2 separate regions of the Homo sapiens genome follow, and region 1 is linked to region 2. The links are chromatin loops, found by intact Hi-C in ENCODE. Cell type or tissue: endothelial cell of umbilical vein. All regions are shown on one strand. Each heading gives the region's core, and the rest is flanking DNA. Links, peaks and the distances in the headings are about the cores only.

Region 1 (9,354 bases), core at 719-8,718, 800 kb before region 2:
TTAATAATTTTTTTTTGTAGAGATAGGGTCTGGCTATGTTGCCCAGGCTGGTCTTGAAATCCTGGGCTCAAGTAATGCCTTTTGCCTCAGCCTCCCAAAGTGCTGAGATTACAGGCATGAGCCACTGCACTTGGCCAACAATTTCCATTTTACTCCATAATTTCCAAAATTATTATGTGCAATGATTATGTAAAAGTAAAAGTCTTTATTATAATTAAGACTAGGCAGGGCATGGTGGCTCACGCCTGTAATCCCAGCACTTTGGGAGGGTGAGGCAGGCGGATCATGAGGTCAGAAGTTCGAGACCAGCCTGACCAACATGGGAAACCCCGTCTTTACTAAAAATAAAAAAATCAGCTGGGTGTGGTGGCGGGCACCTGTAATCCCAGCTACTGGGGAGGCTGAGGCAGTAGAATCGTTTGGACCCGGGAGGCCGAGGTTGCGGTGAGCCAAGATTGCACCATTGCTCTCTAGCCTGAGTGACAAGAGCGAAACTCCACCTCAAAAAAAAAAAAACACAAAAACAAAAAACTGAAACTGGAATAAAGATGTTCTGTCACTGGTTATTTAAGCAAAAGCTGGTAGTTACTTCTTAGGAATCTTAGATGGGTTGAGAGTTATACTTGGGGTAAGGAGTTAGACCAGGCTCCAGCTGAGAATTTTCCAGCTTTGTAATTTTATGAATCTGTAAGTAGGTAACTTTTATAGAACATAAAAGGGTCTTCTGCTAGGAACAAACAAAACACAAAATCAAAAACACTTTTCCTTGTGTTAAGTGCATTTGTAAGCAGCTGGTTGAAATTCTTTTTTTTTTTTTTTGAGACAGAGTCCTGCTCTGTCACCCAGGCTGGAGTGCAGTGGTGTGATCTTGGCTCACTGCAAGCTCCTTCTCCAGGTTCACGCCATTCTCCTGCCTCAGCCTCCTGAGTAGCTGGGACTCCAGGCGTCCGCCACCACGCCCAGCTTATTTTTTATATTTTTAATTAGAGACGGGGTTTCACCATGTTAGCCAGGATGGTCTCGATCTCCTGACCTTGTGATCCGCCCTCCTCATTGTCCCCTGCAATATTTTAAGAAAATAAAAATGAGAACAAAAATCAACGAAATGTGTAATGAAAACAATAGTGTTTCCTTCAAAATGAAAAATATTTATATAATTGATAAAACTGTACCTGGATTCAACAAGGAAAAAAAGACAGAAATCACCAATATCAGGAATAAAAGAGGTGACATCAGTAAAGATCCTAAGTATAAGCATTAAAGAATAATAGAATAAGAAAGGAATTTTATGGGAAACTTCATGTCAGTAAATTTGACACCTTAGATGATATTAACAAATTATTATTATTATTATTATTATTATTATTATTATTATTATTATTTTGAGATGGAGTCTTGCTCTGTCGCCCAGGCTGGGGTGCAGTGGCATGATCTTGGCTCACTGCAACCTCCACCTCCTGGGTTCAAGCGATTCTCCTGCCTCACCCTTCCAAGTAGCTGGGACTACAAGTGGGTGACCCCATGCCTGGCTAATTTTTGTATTTTTAGTAGAGAAGGAGTTTCACCATGTTGGCCAGGCTGGTCTTGAACTCCTGACCTCAGGTGATCCGCCCACCTCGGCCTCCCAAAGTGCTGGGATTACAGGTGTGAGCTGCCGTGCCTGGCCAAAATGAACAAATTCTTTGAAACACATTACTTACCAAAACTAACACAAGAAATAGAAAATATGAATACTCCTATATTTATTAAAGAAATTGCATTTGCAATTGAAAATTTTACCCTCAAAACAAATAAAACTCTCCAAAAAGTCACATTAGGTTAAAGCTGTTCAAATAAAATTTTGTTTTTAATTCATTCCTCCTTCTATCACTCTCAAATTTAGCAATTGTATTCCTCAATGTTAGATTTTATAAGTAAGACTCTACTACATTCCTCAGTTCTATTTCACAATGGCTTATTCTGCTTACATAGTCATTTGGTCTGCCTCTGTTCATATTTTGGCATGTATTTTAATTCGGGCCCAGTTTTTAAAAATAAACTTAAAAAAATTGATATGACAGCCCATCAGAAAACTACACAGGCCCTAAGTGCACAGTTTGATGAGTTTTCACAAAACAGGTACAAACTCTTGTAAACAGCATGTAGATCAGAGATAGAACACTACCAGCACCTCAGAAGCCCACCTCATGTTCTCTCTCAATCACCAAACCCTTTCCAAATCTCCCCAAAGTTAACTACTCTTCTTATTTCTAATACCATAGATGAGTTTTGCCTAATTTTAAACCTTGTATAAATGAAATCACACAGTATACGCTCTTTTGTATTTGGCTTCTTCCTTTCAAAATTGTGTTAAAGGACTGGGCGCAGTGGCTCACACCTATAATTCTGGTACTTTGGGAGGCTGAGGCAGGTGGATGGCATGAGTCCAGGAGTTTGAGACCAGCCTGGGCAACATGGTGAAACCCCATCTCTACAAAAATTACAAAAATTAGCTGGATGCGGTGGCGCATGCCTGTAGTCCTGGCTACTAGTGAGGCTGAGGTGGGAGGATCACTTGAGCACAGGAGGTCGAGACGCAGTGAGCTGAGCTGGCACCACTGCATTCTAGCCTGGGTTATGGAGCAAGACCTTGTCTCTGTTAATGACATCTATTATTACTGTATCGATTTTATTGCATGAATACATTATAATTTATTTATTCTATTTATTAGACCAAATTTTTACAGTGAAATGGATGTATTTTAGAATGCTCACTGCATTTTTCCTGTGTCCTTTATTGTAGCATTTTAAGGTGAAAAACCTAATAAATTGATGGCATGCACACAGGGCATGATGGCATTTCCCCATGTGAAAACACAGGTTTATTTGAGCAGTGGTGATTTCTTCGTCCTCCCCTGCAGGTTGTTACAAGTAGGTCTTGAGGAATAGGTATACAGATACTATGCAGTTTGTTACCATTTGCCTGAAGATCTTTAGCATGGCATAAAAATACATATATTTTAAAAAAATTTTTTTGAGATGGAGTTTCACACTTGTTGCCTAGGGTGGAGTGCAATGGCGTGATCTCAGCTCACTGCAACCTCCGACTCCTGGGTTCAAGCGATTCTCCCGCCTCAGCCTCCAGAGTGGTTGGGATTACAGGTATGTGCCACCACGCCCAGCTAATTTTGTATTTTTAGAAGAGATGAGGTTTCTCCATGTTTGTCAGGTTGGTTTCAAACTCCTGACCTCAGCTGATCCGCCCGCCTCAGCCTTCCAAAGTTCTGGGATTACAGGCGTGAGCCACCACGCCTGGCCTTTTGTTTTAACTATCATAAAATTGGTATATTTGAGAAATGGGAGCCTTTGGATCATAACATTTCAGATAGATGGTTCTTTAGATAATATAAATTGTTACATTATTTTGTGAAGATAATTGAATGGTTTACCAATAATTATCAAAAATTCTTAAAAAAAACCCCCACATTCTTGTGACTAGTAAATATCCCTGTAAGAGAGACAGTACAGTCCAGGTTCAAATCCATGCTTTCCTGCTTACTGGCTGTGTGACCTTGAGCAAATTCATTATTTTTCTCCACTATATTTCATCATTTGTACTTACCTCTTAGTGTTATTTTGATGACTAATTAATAAAGCTATTATTAAAAAAAATAAGGAATCAGCTGGGCATGGTGGCTCACACCTGTAATCCCAGCAATTTGGGAGGCCAAGGTGGGTGGATCACCTGAGGTCAGGAGTTCAAGACCAGCCTAGCCAACATAGTGAAACCCCGTCTCTACTGAAAATACGAAAATTAGCAGAGCATGGTGGTGCCCACCTGTAATCTCAGCTACTCGGGAGGCTGAGGCAGGAGAATCCAGGATGATTCTGTTGAACCCAGGAGGCAGAGGTTGCACTGAGCCAAGGTCACACCACTGCACTCCAGCCTGGGTTCCAGAACAAGACTGTCTCAAACAAACAAACAAACAAACAAACAAACAAAACCATATATATATATGTATATGGAATCTCGACAAAGATTTATGTTTGAAGATACTTGTTTCTAAGGTATTCATAATAGTGAAAATTTGAAACCAACCTGGAATTTGAATCCAATCCTGGAAAAGTGAGAAAATAAGTAGGAGTTTACTATTTATATAGTGAGATGTTAACAACAAAACAACATTGCCAATGAATTTATAAAAATTGTGGAGCCTGGGCATGGTGGTTCATGTCTATAATCCCAGCACTTTGGGAGGCCGAGGCAGGTGGATCACGAGATCAGGAGTTCAAAAACAGTCTGGCCAAGGTGGTGAAATCCCGTCTCTACTAAAAATACAAAAATTAGCTGGGCGTGGTGGTGGGTGCCTGTAATCCCAGCTACTCAGGAGGCTGAGGCAGGAGAATTGCTTGACCCCAGGAGGCAGAGGTTGCAGTGAGCTGAGATAGCACCACTGTACTCCAGCCTGGGTGACAGAGCAAGACTCTGTCTCAAAAAAAAAAAAAAAAAAAAAGATTGTATACAGTTTGATCACAATTATATAAATTATATAAAAACATTCATAGCAAAAAGATTTGGAGTATATACATAAAAATGTTACCTCTGAGTGGTGATATTCTGTTGTGGATTTAATTTTTTTATTATTACTATTATTATTTTATATTTTCCAGAATTAACCAAACTTCTTTCCTCCTTTCCTTGCTCTTCTCTTTCTCTCTCTCTCTTTCTGACTTTTTTTTGTAGAAATAGGGTCTTGCTCTGTTGCTCAGGCTGTCCTCATACTCCTTGCCTCAAGTGGTCCTGCCACCTAGGCCTGCCAAAGTGCTGAGATTATAGATATGAGTCACTGTGCTCAGCTCAGAATTAAGTTTCCGGAGCATTATCTTTCTAATCAGAAGAGAACACAAAACAAAAATTAAATCATCACTAAATATTATTTAAGGGAAAAGCAGGGCCCTTAGTTGTGAGCCAGCCTGACCTCTGGTGAGGCTGAGAAGCCTGAACCTTCTAACCATAGCTGTCCTCTTGGCCTGTTTTTCTATGGATGCATTATGTTAGTGAGTGCACTTCAGCAACTGTTTGCCAAGTTCTGGATTTTTTAATAATTCCACTTCATTCTTTTTTATATGAGAAGGTAGTGACCGTCCTGGAAATATATGTCATTTCAGCACTCCAGTTGGCTCTGGATCCTGAATTGTTGCAGCCTGTTTGCCTGGTAATCTCCTTGTCTGTGTAAGTTGTTAGGGGCAACCAAAGGCAGCTGATCACTTAATTGTTGAAGGCCAGAAACCTGGCTCTTTCATTAGTTCCCATCATGTTCTTGAGAGCAGCCAGTGTTCGGCCTCGCCAGGTTTTCCATCCTTTCTAATTGAAATGGTATACTTTTCTTTGGTGTACTCACTGAGACTTTAGCCTGATGAGTGGTATACAGAAACAGCTGCATACTAAAACAAATTAAAAATTTTCTATTGTTGATCATAGATAATCTATTTAAGGCAGATAAATGAAACCATCTTGGTGTGAATGACATACAATACAGTGTTTTTGTTTGTTTTTTGGGTTTTTTGTTGTTTGTTTTGTTTGCTTGTTTGTTTGTTTTTGAGACAGAGTCTCGCTCTGTCGCCTAGGCTGGAGTGCAGTGGCGTGATCTTGGCTCACTGCAAGCTCCGCCTCCCGGGTTCACACCATTCTCCTGCCTCAGCCTCCCGAGTAGCTGGGACTGCAGGCGCCCACCACCATGCCTGGCTAATTTTTTGTATTTTTAGTAGAGACGGGGTTTCACTGTGTTAGCCAGGATGGTCTCGATCTCCTGACCTTGTGATCCGCCCTCCTCGGCCTCCCAAAGTGCTGGGATTACAGGAGTGAGCCACCACGCCCAGCTTGTTTTTTTGTTTTTGAGACAGAGTCTCGCTCTTTTGCCCAGGCTGGAGTGCAGTGGTGTGACCTCGGCTCACTGCAACCTCCGCCTCCTGGGTTCAAGTGATTCTCCTGCCTCAGCCTCCAGAGTAGCTGGGACTACAGGTGCCCACCACCATGCCCAGCTAATTTTTTTTTGTATTTTTAGTAGAGACAGGGTTTCACCATATTGGTCAGGCTGGTCTCGAACTCCTAACCTCGTGATTTGCCTGCCTCGGCCTCCCAAAGTGCTGGGATTACAGGCGTGAGCCACTGCGCCCGGCCCAGTTTTTTCTTTGCTTAAAATTGGCATCACACTGTTCCATGTTTTCTTTTTCATTTTTGTTAGGTTACTGATTGAGAATCCTCAAATACATGGAAATTGTGGGTACCTTGTCTTTTTTTTTTGCAAGACGGAGTTTCACTCTTGTTGCCCAGGCTAGAGAGCAGTGGCATGATCTCAGCTCACTGCAACCTCTGCCTCATGAGTTCAAGTGATTCTCCTGCCTCAGCCTCCCTTGTCTTCATATCAAGCAGTGTTGACTTCCAATGAGTCTGTTTCCTTATGTAGTCTAGAGTATTGGTATTTTATGGGCAAGTGTAGTTAAATCAAATGTCCAAATCCAGTTATTTAAATGGGCAGTAGCGTTTTGAGGAGCTTAATTTGCCTTAAAAAAAAAAAAGATTTCCCTTTCTCTTCCTCCCACCAACCCCATGGATAGTTTTTCTAACACTGAGGCTTTGAGAACCTAGTGCCAAAGCAACCAGTTGGAAAGAGAAACATCCACGTAATGACTGGTTGTTTTGTCTATGCAGTGTGAAACAAGAAGTTGGCATGATTTTATTTTTCACCTAGTTGACAGTTTTGTTTTGTTAGATTTCTTTGGACTGAAATGATTTGTTGATTTGGTATTGTGTAAACCAAGCCCAATTCCACAGTACTTTTGTGACTATTAGGAAAAAAGAAAGAAAGAAAAAAAAAAAGCAGGTGAAGAGTGAAAAGAATAATTAAACTGCTAGCCAGGAGACTTGGTGATTTTGTTCCAGCTTTGTCACCCATCAGTTATGTGACCTCGGGCAGGTCATTTCACCTCCTCGGACCTTCGTGTCCTTAAATGTCCTAAAATGAGGAGTCTGGGCAAGACAAGTCCTTAGGTTCCTGGCAGTTCACCTTTTAATAATTTTTTTGACCTGGAGGCTGCAGAATAGAGCTCTAGTGTAATCCTGAGATCAGTTGGTGACTAACATTTGAGTAGCTCAGGGAGAGAATCACAGGTTTGCAGTTGTTTTTTTAGAACCAGATCAGTTTTTGGCTGAATTCTGACTTTATTTATTTTTATTTATATTTTTATTTTTTGAGGCAGAGTCTCACTCTCTCACCCAGGCTGGAGTGCTGTGGTGCAATCTCGGTTTACTGCAACCTCTGCCTCCTGGGTTCAAGCAATTCTTGTGCCTCAGCCTCCCGAGTGGCTGGGATTAAAGGTGCTTGCCACCACACCCGGCTAATTTTTGTATTTTTAGTAGAGGCGGGGTTTCACCATATTGGCCAGGCTGGTCTCAAACTCATGATCTCAAGTGATCTACCCTCCTTGGCCTCCCAAAGTGCTGGGATTACAACCCGCAATTCTGACTTTAAAAACATTTTTTTCCTATTTTTTATTACAAATGGGTAGATGTTACTTGAAGGAAACTTAGCAAATACAAATCAGCAGAAAGAAGAAAATTTAAACCACCTATAATCCGAGATATAACTGACGTAAACAGTAGGTGTACATACCTCCAGATTTATAAATATCATCTAAATACAGTCAGTTCTGGTAAAATTCTTGTTTTGAAAACATGAAGTTGTTCCAACACTATTGATAATAATAGGGAACAATTTGAGCATAATGTGAATTTTGTTTTGCTTATGCACGATTTCATCCATGGGAAATACTATGCAAACACAGAAAACTTCACCCAACTGAATCGAGCCTCATGGAAATACACATAACTTGCACACGTGTGCATACACACACACACACACACACACTCCTCACAAGGACATTGAGCCACACCTATTGACATGTGGTATTACAACCTTTTGTCTCATTTCAGATAACCTTCCTTCAATCACTTCACAGTAATTGACAGCTCTGCCACCCTTGCTGCCTCTGCCACCCTGGCCCAGCCACACCTTTCCCTGTCTTTAGTTTTCCCCTCTGTCCTCTCAACGTGTTTTATATTGCTCCTTTCTATTTCCTGATCTTTTTTCTATCTTTTGTTCTTATATTTTTAAACTTACTTTAATTTTAGTTTTTTTGAGGCAATATCTTGCTCTGTCACCCAGGATGGAGTGCAGTGGTGCTATCATAGCTCACTGCAGCCTCAAACTCTGCAGCTCAAGCGATCCTCCCATCTCAGCCTCTCCAGTAGCTAGGACTACAGGTGTCTCACCATGCTCAGCTAATTTTTTTATTTTTAAATTTTTTGTAGACACAGGTCTCATTATGTTGCCCAGGCTCATCTCGATTGCCTCAAGCAATCTTCCCTCCTCAGCCTCCCAAAGTGCTGGGATTACAGGTGTGAGCCACTGCACCCAGCCCTTTTCCCTCTCTGTCTCATTATTCTCTTACCCTTTTTCTATCGATTATTTTTTTCCATTCCCATACAAGGTGATGGGTGTGGGAACCTGGTGGGCAGCCTAGTAGACAGGGAGATGCTGGCTTCCACAAGCAAACTGCAGATTTTTTTTTTTTTTCTCAAGGTAAAGTGCTCTACAGTAAGTCCTCATTAATGTCATGCATAGGCTCTTGGAAACTACCAATTGAAACAAAACGAAGTATAACAAAACCTATTAATATAAACAAGAGTTAAGTTCCCACATCAGGTTTCTGGTCACAAAAACGTCATCAAACTTCTACATAAAGACACTAAACACTTCTAATACTCAACATTGAATTGAAATAAATATGAGCTATACACATATTTAAGAAAGATTAATCAAAACAAGTGAGATAATTATTTACCAAGTTTTTAGTCAATCGGTGTGTGAGGGTGGTCATAGAGGTGGTGTGTTAAATCAAGGAATAAATATTTGCAAAGCAAAAATTGTCAGAAACACCTCCTACCACCAGGCAGTTCAAAAACAAACAATAAGAAATATGGGGGTGCTCACTGAGCACTTTTGTGCTGCCCCATTTATGATTGTGCATGTGTATGATTATCATATACTTTATGAAATTTTATTTGACAATAATTTGTATTTACTCATTCATTTATTTTCCCACCCATTTATTCCAGTTCAGGGTGGCAGGTGGCTGAAGCCTAACCCAGGAGCTCAGGGTGCAAGGTGGGAACCAATGCTAGGCAGGATGCCATTCCATTGCAGGGCACTCACACACACTCCCACACTCACGCAGACTGGGACAATTTAGACACGCCAATAAAACTAACATGCACATCTTTGGGATGTGGGAGGAAATCAGAATATCCAGAGA
Region 2 (9,354 bases), core at 421-8,420:
TTGAATGGAATAAGTTAATTGTGAAACAATTCCAAGTGACGTATATCATTCTCAGTTGAAGTTATAAGTTTGGGGTTCACTGAGGCTGTTTTTGGTCTAGTCACAAAAGCAACGGTGTCCCAGTTAGAGACTGCCCTATGTCTAGAGTAAAACCAGAAATGAAGCAGAGCCACAAGAAACCCAAAGAGGTCTTGATGTAAGCAAAAAAGTCTACTTCAAGCAAGCTTCTTTCCCACCACTAGGCCTCAAGCCTAACCTAACAAAAAGTACACGGAAAGTGAAATCCTGTTTGCTTTTGTGACTTAAATCCTGTAGCATTGCCTTAGTTTTTAACTTCTGTACCATGCTTTTATTTCTGGTAATATTTATCTTTTTAAAAATAAATCTAAGGCATAATCTCTCTCTCCATTAGATACCTGTTATGGACTGAATTGCATGCCCCCAAAATGAATATGTTGAAGTTCCAACCTCAGTACCTCCAAATCTCACAATATATGGAGATAAAGTCTTTAAAGAGGTCATTAGGTTAAAATCAGATGTTTAAAGGGTGCTTACCCAATATGACTTGGGTCCTCATAAAAAGAAGAAATTTCAACAAAACATGCATGAACAGAGAACAGGCCATCTGAGGACACAGCAAGAAGTTCATCTGCAAGCCAAGCAGAGAGGCCTCAGAATAGACCAAACCTACTGACACCTTCAACTTGGACTTCTAGCCCTCAGAACTGTGAGAAAATACGTTCGTATTGTTTAAGCCATCTTGTCTGCAGTGTTTTGTTATGGCAGCCCTGACAAACCAATAGAATATCCATACTCATAAAGTTTTTCATTGTTGCTGTGTCAAATAATTATACCCATTTCCAACTCATGGTCCCCAAAACTTGTCACTTCAACCAAAACCAGGTGAGATATAAAAGGGAATTACACATTCAGTTGGAAGGAGATACATACAGAAAACCCCTTAAAAACCGGGATCTTTTTTCTATTCATATCTTTCATAATAGTGAATCAGAAAAAGGTAAATTAAAGGTTGTTTGGGAAATTGACAGATCTTTCTTTGGTATGATACCAGGCTCAAGATCCTGTGCTTGTCAGACTAAGACTAAGATTGTACTACCTTTTTACTCCATGTGTTATATCCTGAAAAAAATTCCAAGTCCAGGGAAAAACTTGATAAATAGAAGAATGAAAATGTGCTGTCCAAAATATGTAAAAATACCACAAAACAGATTGTAGAGTATTGTCTATAGCCATTTAACTTGCATGTGTGATAAAGAGTATCATCCAAATATAACCTTATGAAATTTTTTTTAACTTCTAGAAGTCAAAAAGTACCCAAACACACACACATACACACAAACTTATGCTTTGTAGACGGGAGGGAGGTTTGCCATATGTGCGACAAACCGAAGGTTAAATCCTTATTACCTAAAACACAGCTTATAAATTCATAAGAAAAAGATAACTTATCATAATAAATGAATAATATTAAGCAATTCACAAAACAAGAAATTCAAATGTTCTACTAACTTTTTATTCTTTTATTCATTCAATCAATATCTATTGGGCATTTGGTATGTGCTCAGCATAATACAAGACACCAGGTACATGGTGATGAGCAAAAACTGGCCCTTCTCTGTAATTATTCGCAATATAATATTAAACCCAACTTACAATAAAAGAAATTCAAAATAAAATGGTGCCAGGGAATAATCAGACAAGTGTAGAATTGCATACAAAAATATTAATTGAGCTATTATAATAAGGAAAACTTGAAACTACCTTAATGTTTATTAATTCACTGTAAGTTAAATAAATGGATATAGACACTAAATTTGTCCCTAAAAATATGTAATGTCATTGGACAATTCCCACTGCAAAATATGATGGAAAAAAGCATGTGATACTGATGTTTAGATATATGCAAATTTCATATTTTCTACAGTAAAAGTATTATTCTAATAATTAAGGAAAACGCTTTTTAAACAACCAACATGAATGCTTTTGACAGGGATGCCATCGTGTAAGTTAATTGCCAAATAAACTAAATAAACTTTTTTTTTTACTATTATTCTTCAGTTGACAAATAAAAACTGTATAATTTACATTGTATGACATAATGTTTTGAAATATACATAAATATGCTTTCTTGGATGCTCACAATTTGGGTACACTTTGGAGCATACTGGAAAATGCTCCTAACGTTGGAAGCAACACAGTCCCCTTACTTGAGCGATAAAATGTTACTTTGTTCCTTAAATTAAAGAAAGGTTCGAAGTTTAGTTTGACATTCACCTCTGCCTTTATAAAACAAACACAGCCTATAAAATAACTTAAACGCCCAGAGTGCCGAGTTTCGTCGGGCCCTGGCTGCGCCGGGCCGAGCCCTGCCCCGCGGAGGTCGCCGCCCAGCACGGTCTGCAGATGGCAGCCTCTCGCGGAAAGCCCCGCAACGCCGCTTCCTGCCTGGGGGCGGCACTTGGGGCCCGCGCCGGGGTTTCAGAAACCTGTTCGAGCCGTTCCTTTATGGCGGAACGTTCTTATTTAGTAAATATTTATTCCACTCCCCGAGGACCCAGCACTAATCACTGCCACTTCTCTTTAATAATAAATGGTGAACTTCAAATGCGGCAGAACTCAGCCGGCTAATCAGTGCTCGCCGGGAGGTGCAAAACTGTCTGAAGCCCACCGGTGGACATGAAAGACGGAACATTTCCTGTTCCAGCTCTCGGTGGCCCAGAATAAACTTCAGCCGAATGAGAGGATGTCTAGGCGGCCGCCCCCCGCGCGCCGGCCCGGGAGCCCGGGTTCCATCTGCCCGCGGCCCGGAGGTGCGCCCCTGCCCGCTTCGCCCCGGGGACCCTCGGAACCCGCGGCTCTGCCCTCCACACAATCTGGGCTGCCGCTCCCTTGGGCTTTTCGTGAAAGCTTCCTTTTAAATTCGCTGTTTGGTCGCAAGCCATTTAGCCCTTTCCGTGGGCCCGGGCGAGGGGCGGAGAGCGGAGAGCGACCCGAGCTCCTGGGAACCTGGGGGCTCCGCGCTGGGGACTCCAGGCCGCCCGCCTCGGCTCTGGCCAAGGGGTCAGCACGTGGGGTGGCGTTTGCCCCAGCATTCCAGCCCTTTGGTCTCCAAAGGCTTTTTGTATTCACTAGGGAAGGTAAGGGCCGCCCCTTTAATGGTTGCATTTTGGAATGTAACAAACTATGAGGACCACCCGGTACGCTTGCGTTGGCATCATACGAGCCCCGCGGTCCCACCGTCACCCACGGCTGATTTGGAAATGCCACGGGGCCTTTGGACATATGGAAAGACTTTTGGCCCAGACACAATAATAAAAATATTCAAAACGTCTTGAGACATAACTCATTTATCTACAATTCTGTTTACTCAAGGTGTAATTTTCATTCTATATTGCCCATTCTGGTGAAGACATGAGTGTTTGAAGCGGGCTGACTATAGTTTTATGATAAGCCATATTTTAGCTTTAAATAAGAACTGCATTGCCTCCAAAGTATTCCATCTTTTGTGTAACAGAGACCCACAGATCCTAAGTGAAATTTGTTCTCAAATTTAACACATTTCTGTAACATATTTAAACCTGAGTTAATTTAGAATGGGTTGCTGGCACCACTGGGATTGATACTGAAATGGTTTTGCCTCATTCACATCGAGCCCTGCAAATGTACTTTAAATTCTACGCTCTTAATAATCCCTAGGCATGGAGAAAAGATTGGAAGTTCTTTTTCTACAACCGCTCACTGAAAACAACACAGTGCACGGTTTCAGTGATGAGCTTGGAGTGCCCCTCTGTGGAAGAAGGTGGGCACTGCAATTTTTCTTTCCTAAATTGACTTGCCGGTGTCTTAGGAACTGTGGTTCTTTACCTCTGCCAACCATGAAATTCGATGTTACTTTTCCATTAACTTTTGTGGATTGAACCTCACTCCTTGTTTTATATAGAAACTTAAATATGTGTTGAAAATAATGAATGAATCTTCTTGTCTCTCCTGCCCCCAAAGCTTTCCAACTGATGATAAAAGATGAGAACATTTTCTTGCAAAGCCCAAAGCTGTGTTAGTACCTATTCTGACATTTAGGACTAGACAGAATGGCTTGATAAGGAGCACAGATAGATGTTATCTTATGTGCCCGCAGGGGCTGCTACAGAAAGCTACTGAGACAGAGTTTGAGCTCAGGAAGAAAAGAATGATGTGATACAGAAAGTTAGGTGCAGAAAGTAAGTTAGTTACTCTCCCTCCAAAGAGTTGAAACCTGTGTTATTGATCTATAACAGTGCTGGCCATTGGCTCATTGTCGTGAGTTTATTTCATTTACTTCCGTTTTAATCTCAAAAGTCAAAACAGTGTATTCAGGCAAGGCAAGGTGACTCACACCTGTAATCTCAGCACTTTGGGAGCCTGAGGCAGGAGGATCACCTGAGGTCAGGAGTTTGAGACCAACCTGGGCAACGTAGCCAGATGCCCATCTCTCAAAACATTTAAAAATTAACTGGTCATGGTGGCGGGTGCTTGTAGTCCTAGCTACTTGGGAGGTTGAGGAGGGAGGATCACTTGAGCCCAAGAGTTCAAGGTTGCAGTGAGCCAAGGTTGCACCACGGCACTCCAACCTGGAGTGAAACCTAAATTTGGTTTCCCTCAGAGGTGATAAATCTTCACCTGAGTCATATGTTCAAGTTATACTTTAACAAGAGATATTTTCATTAGGATGCTTTTAACTGCGACTAAAACCCAAAATCTGTCTTATACAATACATGAGTACATTGACTCATATAACTGAAAATTCAGCTCAAGCTTCAAGCAAGGGTTGATATAGAGACCCCCCACAGTGTCACCATAGTATTAATTTCCTTCCATTTTTCTGCTTTATTGTCCAGGATATTGCCAAAAGGGGGATGGATGAAGCCACCAACATCATGGCTGCTCGAAGGAGGTAACTCAATGTTCTCTAAGAAGGAACGACACATGAAAATGGCTGTCATTTGAAAAAAATATATTTTTATCAAAGAGAAAATAATCTACAGATAAGACAGTATTTAAGAAGCAAAGCTTTATTTATTTTGAGTCTGTTTAGGTCCATGGTGGAGGAACTTGTCCTCCCATTTGCCACAGTATAAACGTTTAGTATGCCAATAAAAAGAGGCTGTGGTGAATCCCAACACACACACCAGGCTTCACACAGCACACCAAACTCAGTGCACCTGAGAGAATCCATGGTCTTGACTCTTCATCGTCTAGGGAAGTAACTGAGACTCAGGGCAGAGAAGTGAACATAAATTTCATCATATGAAAACTGAAAAGGCACTTCAAAACGTAAGTGGGGATCAAAGCTCTGCACACCAAAACTTGTTTATTAGTCAAGAAACAACAACTGCAGGCCGGATGCACTGGCTCATGCCTGCAATCCCAGCACTTTGGGAGGCCAAGGTGGGTGGATCTTTTGAACCCAGGAGTTTGAGAATAGCCAGGCAACATGGTGAAAACCCATCGCTACAAAAAATTAGCCAGGCATGGTGGCGTGCACCTGTAGTCCCAGCTACTTAGGAGGCTGAGGTGAGATGATCACTTGAGCCCAGGAGGTTGAGGCTGCAATGAGCCAAGATCATGCCACTGCACTCCAGCCTGGGTGACAGTGCAAGACCCTTTCTCAAGACCCTGTGGTCCAATTACAGATAGCAAGCTTCTTTTTCTCTGATACCCACAGCTCCTACTTGGCTTCATATGATGTTTTCTAAATTGATACACACACGGCAAAGAATACATTCCATAGTGTAGGAAATATAACTGGTATATGAATATCAAGTGCAGGATCTCACCAAGATTATTGTTTAGGATGAGCCTATAGTTTACACATCACTGATAGTCCATCTTTTATACTCTGTTTTTTAACTTTAATTTTAGAATTCAGAAATAGCCATGAACCTTCCATAGAGTCAACCTTGCACATTGAAAGCAAATTTTACATGCCGCTGTATTCACAGAAAAGATTTGGATACTCTGGATATGTATAAAGGTTTACGAGAAAAAATTTCTAAAGCTTTAAAGGCTGTCAGTCTCTTTAGTGTCAAGCCACTGATTTCTTTACCTTTTTTTTTTAACTTTTTAAAGAAATGAAGCTCATTGGCTTTCACTCAGTAATGTTCTCACTCCTCTATTTGTTTTGCAAGGAACTTCAAGTCTCTTCTGTATGTAATCTTCAATCTGCCAAATTGTATGCATGACTTGTGTTGGTGTTAAAAGATAATTGCTCATTTGAACATTCTAAATCTAGCCTTCCATGGCAAGTTTACATTCCTCATGCAAGATAAAGTGAATGGGGAGATCATAAAACTGGAGCTATAAGGAACACTGTTTGATCATGGTAAGATCGGTTTTGTTACTTAATTACTTTGTTTAAATTCATCTGAAGAACCAGTTGTAAATATTTTAAACCTTATTAAAGAAACACTTGAAAAAAGGGCCTCAGATTTCTGCTTCCGGTCGTAAAAGAGATTAAATATTCTGAAAGATCCTGCCCCTCAAAAACAAGTAGATCCTGGATAAATCATCCTTTATTTCATTTCTGAATTAGTAAGGACAAGGGGAAATCTTCAATATCCTTCAAAAAAAACTTTTCAAAAGGCAAGACGGTGAGCAATAATAAAAGGGGGAAATGGGCTGGCCTAAAGACAAAAGCTAATATCAGAGCTGTGTTAGCTGAACTAACTCTCGGGCTAGAAGCAAATAGAGGAACTGTATCTGAAAGTACTACTTTAAGCTAACATTCTCAAAGGACACTAAAGTATTCCAGGTCAGTATTTCCCCTGTTTCCTAGCAAAAGCAAAGTGTTTTCTGGAGAAAATTATCCCCTATGTATTCCCACAGGATTCTCACAGATTAAAAGGAAACAAATATGAGCTCAAAACCAAAATCAGCAAATACACATTGAAAGAAGTCACCCTTATTACAAGTCACCAGTAACTACAAATAGATTTAAGCCCCTAAGCCATTCATATTTTGGAATTGTTGGATACAGAATATAAAATTGCAATCTATGAACTGTTTAAATAATGAAAGATGTGTTCATAAAATGATTGTTAAGAGACTGTCAAAAATATGCAGATTTGAAAAATAAAAACAAAAAGGACTTTTGGAAATAAATATAATAGTTGGAAAAGAAAGTTTAACAAATAGTTTAAGTTGCAGATTAGCTGTAGATGAAGAAAGAACTGGTGAACTGGATAATATATCTGAAAGAAATATCCAGGATCCAGTATAGAGAAAAAAAGGAGGAAATATTAAGATAGATTAAAAGATATGGAAGATAGAATAAAAGGCTTTAATATATATCTAGTCAGAGTCCTTGAGAGGAGAATAGAGAAAATTGAGAGCTGCTATATTTGAGGAGAAAATGAATTTTTCAGAATTGATGAAATGCAGGCCAGGTATGGTGGCTCATGCCTATAATCTCAGCATTTTGGGAGGCTGAGGTGGGCAGATCACTTGAGGCCAGGAGTTTGAGAGCAGCCTGGCCAACATGGTGAAACCCCATCTCTACTAAAAAAAAAAAAAACAAGAATTAGCTGGGCGTGGTGGTGTGCACCTGGAATCCCAGCTACTCAGGAGGCTGAGGCAGGAGAATCTCTTGAACCCAGGAGTTGGAGGTCGCAGTGAGCCGAGAGCACACCACTGCACTCTAGCCTAGGAGACAGAGTGAAACTGCATCTCAAAAAAAAAAAAGAAAAAGAATTGATGAAATACATATGTTCATAAGTGAAGAAAATCAATGTATCATAAGCAAGATAAGTAAAAAGAAGTCCATAAAGATACACATTTTAGTGAAATTGCAGACCATAAAAAACAAAAAGAAGATATTAAAAGTAATTTGAGGCTGGGCACAGTGGCTCACACTGTAATCCCAGCACTTTGGGAAGTCAAGGCGGGTGGATCACCTGAGGTCAGGAGTTTGAGACCAGCCTGGCCAACATGGTGAAACCCCATCTCTACTAAAGATACAAAAATTAGCCAGGCATGGTGGCAGGCACCTATAGTCCCAGCTACTCAGGAAGGCTGAAGCAGGAGAATAGCTTGAACCAGGGAGGCAGAGGTTGCAGTGAGCCAAGAGTATGCCATTTCACTCCAGCCTGTGCAACAAGAGCAAAACTCCGTCTCAAAAAAAAAGTAACTTGAAGGAAAAGGAATGATGATTAGCATCGCAATAGTAGCAATAGAACATAAAAGAAAGGGTTTAATAACTTTAAAATATTTAGAGAAATTAACTGTCAACTTAAAATTATGGACTCAGCAAAACCATCTTTTCATAAATAGTAAGAAAATAAAGACATATTTAGTTGAACAAAAAACTAGAGTTTGGCATCAACAGATCTTCACAGAAACTTCTAAAAGATGTCCTTCAATAGAAGAAAATTATTGCAAAAGTCTAAAATGCAGAAAGAAAAAATTGGTACAAATGTAGATAATTCTAAGATGACATAATATGTATGAAAAAGAGATAAATAAGGACAAAGAGGAAGAAGTAGAAAAAAGAAGGTGAGGACAAGAAGGAGATATAATTTACAGGGTTTAAAAAATAAGGTATAGAACTAAAGTTTTTGCTTTCGATAGCATTTGAGTCAGAAGTAGGTAGCTGACTGAAAAGTGTTATAAGATTCGTTTTATTTTTCAGATCATTTAACTTATTGATTCACTTTAATCTTACTTAAATTTAACATGTTTGATAAGATTTCAATAGTACTAAAAGAAAATAGTGTATTATGTTTAAGTAGTAAAGGGGAAACATTTGGTTAAGAAAAAAATTTAACCAAAAAAGCTAAATTAATTTTTTAAAGACAAGACAAGAAACAAGAGTGAAACAAATAGGGGAAATTTTACATTGATAGAAACAAGTCCCAATATACCAATAATCACACCAAATGTAAAAGAATTAAATACCAGTTTTAAAAAAAAGAAAACATAGCTATACTGTTTATCATATTCATACTTTTTAAATGTGGGAAGGTTAAAAATACGAAGACGAAATACTAGACAAATATCAAAATAATGCAGAGGCCACTACATTAATATTAGATAAAACACACAAAAAACACAAAAATTAGCCAGGTGTAGTGACGAATACCTGTAGTCCCAGCTACTCGGGAGCCTGAGGTGGGAGGATCACTTGATCCTGGGAGGCAGAGACTGCAGCAAGCCGAGATAGCGCCAGTCCACTCCAGCCTGGGTGACACAGTGAGATCCTGTCTCAAAAAGAATGTAAGACAAAGAGCATTACTGGAAATAGAGAAATGTACTATATACTGATTATAGTTTTCAATTCACTATGTGATTATAGACATTTTA

Evidence for each region. Hi-C counts contacts between places; a loop is a spot of excess contacts. Peaks named below come from ENCODE experiments on the same cell type or tissue, not always from the same donor. Only the 100,000 strongest peaks of a DNase experiment are listed, where the experiment ranks them.
Region 1: a loop joins it to region 2, with 4 times the contacts of the local background. A loop is called at or near these places in 2 of 110 quality-filtered maps.

Annotation. Positions count from the first base shown.
Region 1 is chr3:181,875,295-181,884,648 of GRCh38, forward strand. No RefSeq gene overlaps it. Among named protein-coding and RNA genes, the nearest start is that of LINC01206, 72 kb to the right of the region's middle. In endothelial cell of umbilical vein, for the core only: no CTCF peak of the experiment used is centred there; a DNase peak (open chromatin) is centred at 4,987; H3K27ac peaks cover 436 bases.
Region 2 is chr3:182,679,953-182,689,306 of GRCh38, forward strand. No RefSeq gene overlaps it. Among named protein-coding and RNA genes, the nearest start is that of LINC02031, 41 kb to the left of the region's middle. RefSeq lists silencers at 2,310-2,379, 2,790-2,859 and enhancers at 2,530-2,579, 3,704-3,753. In endothelial cell of umbilical vein, for the core only: a CTCF peak has its summit at 3,798; DNase peaks (open chromatin) are centred at 2,479 and 3,799; H3K4me3 peaks cover 1,174 bases; H3K27me3 peaks cover 550 bases.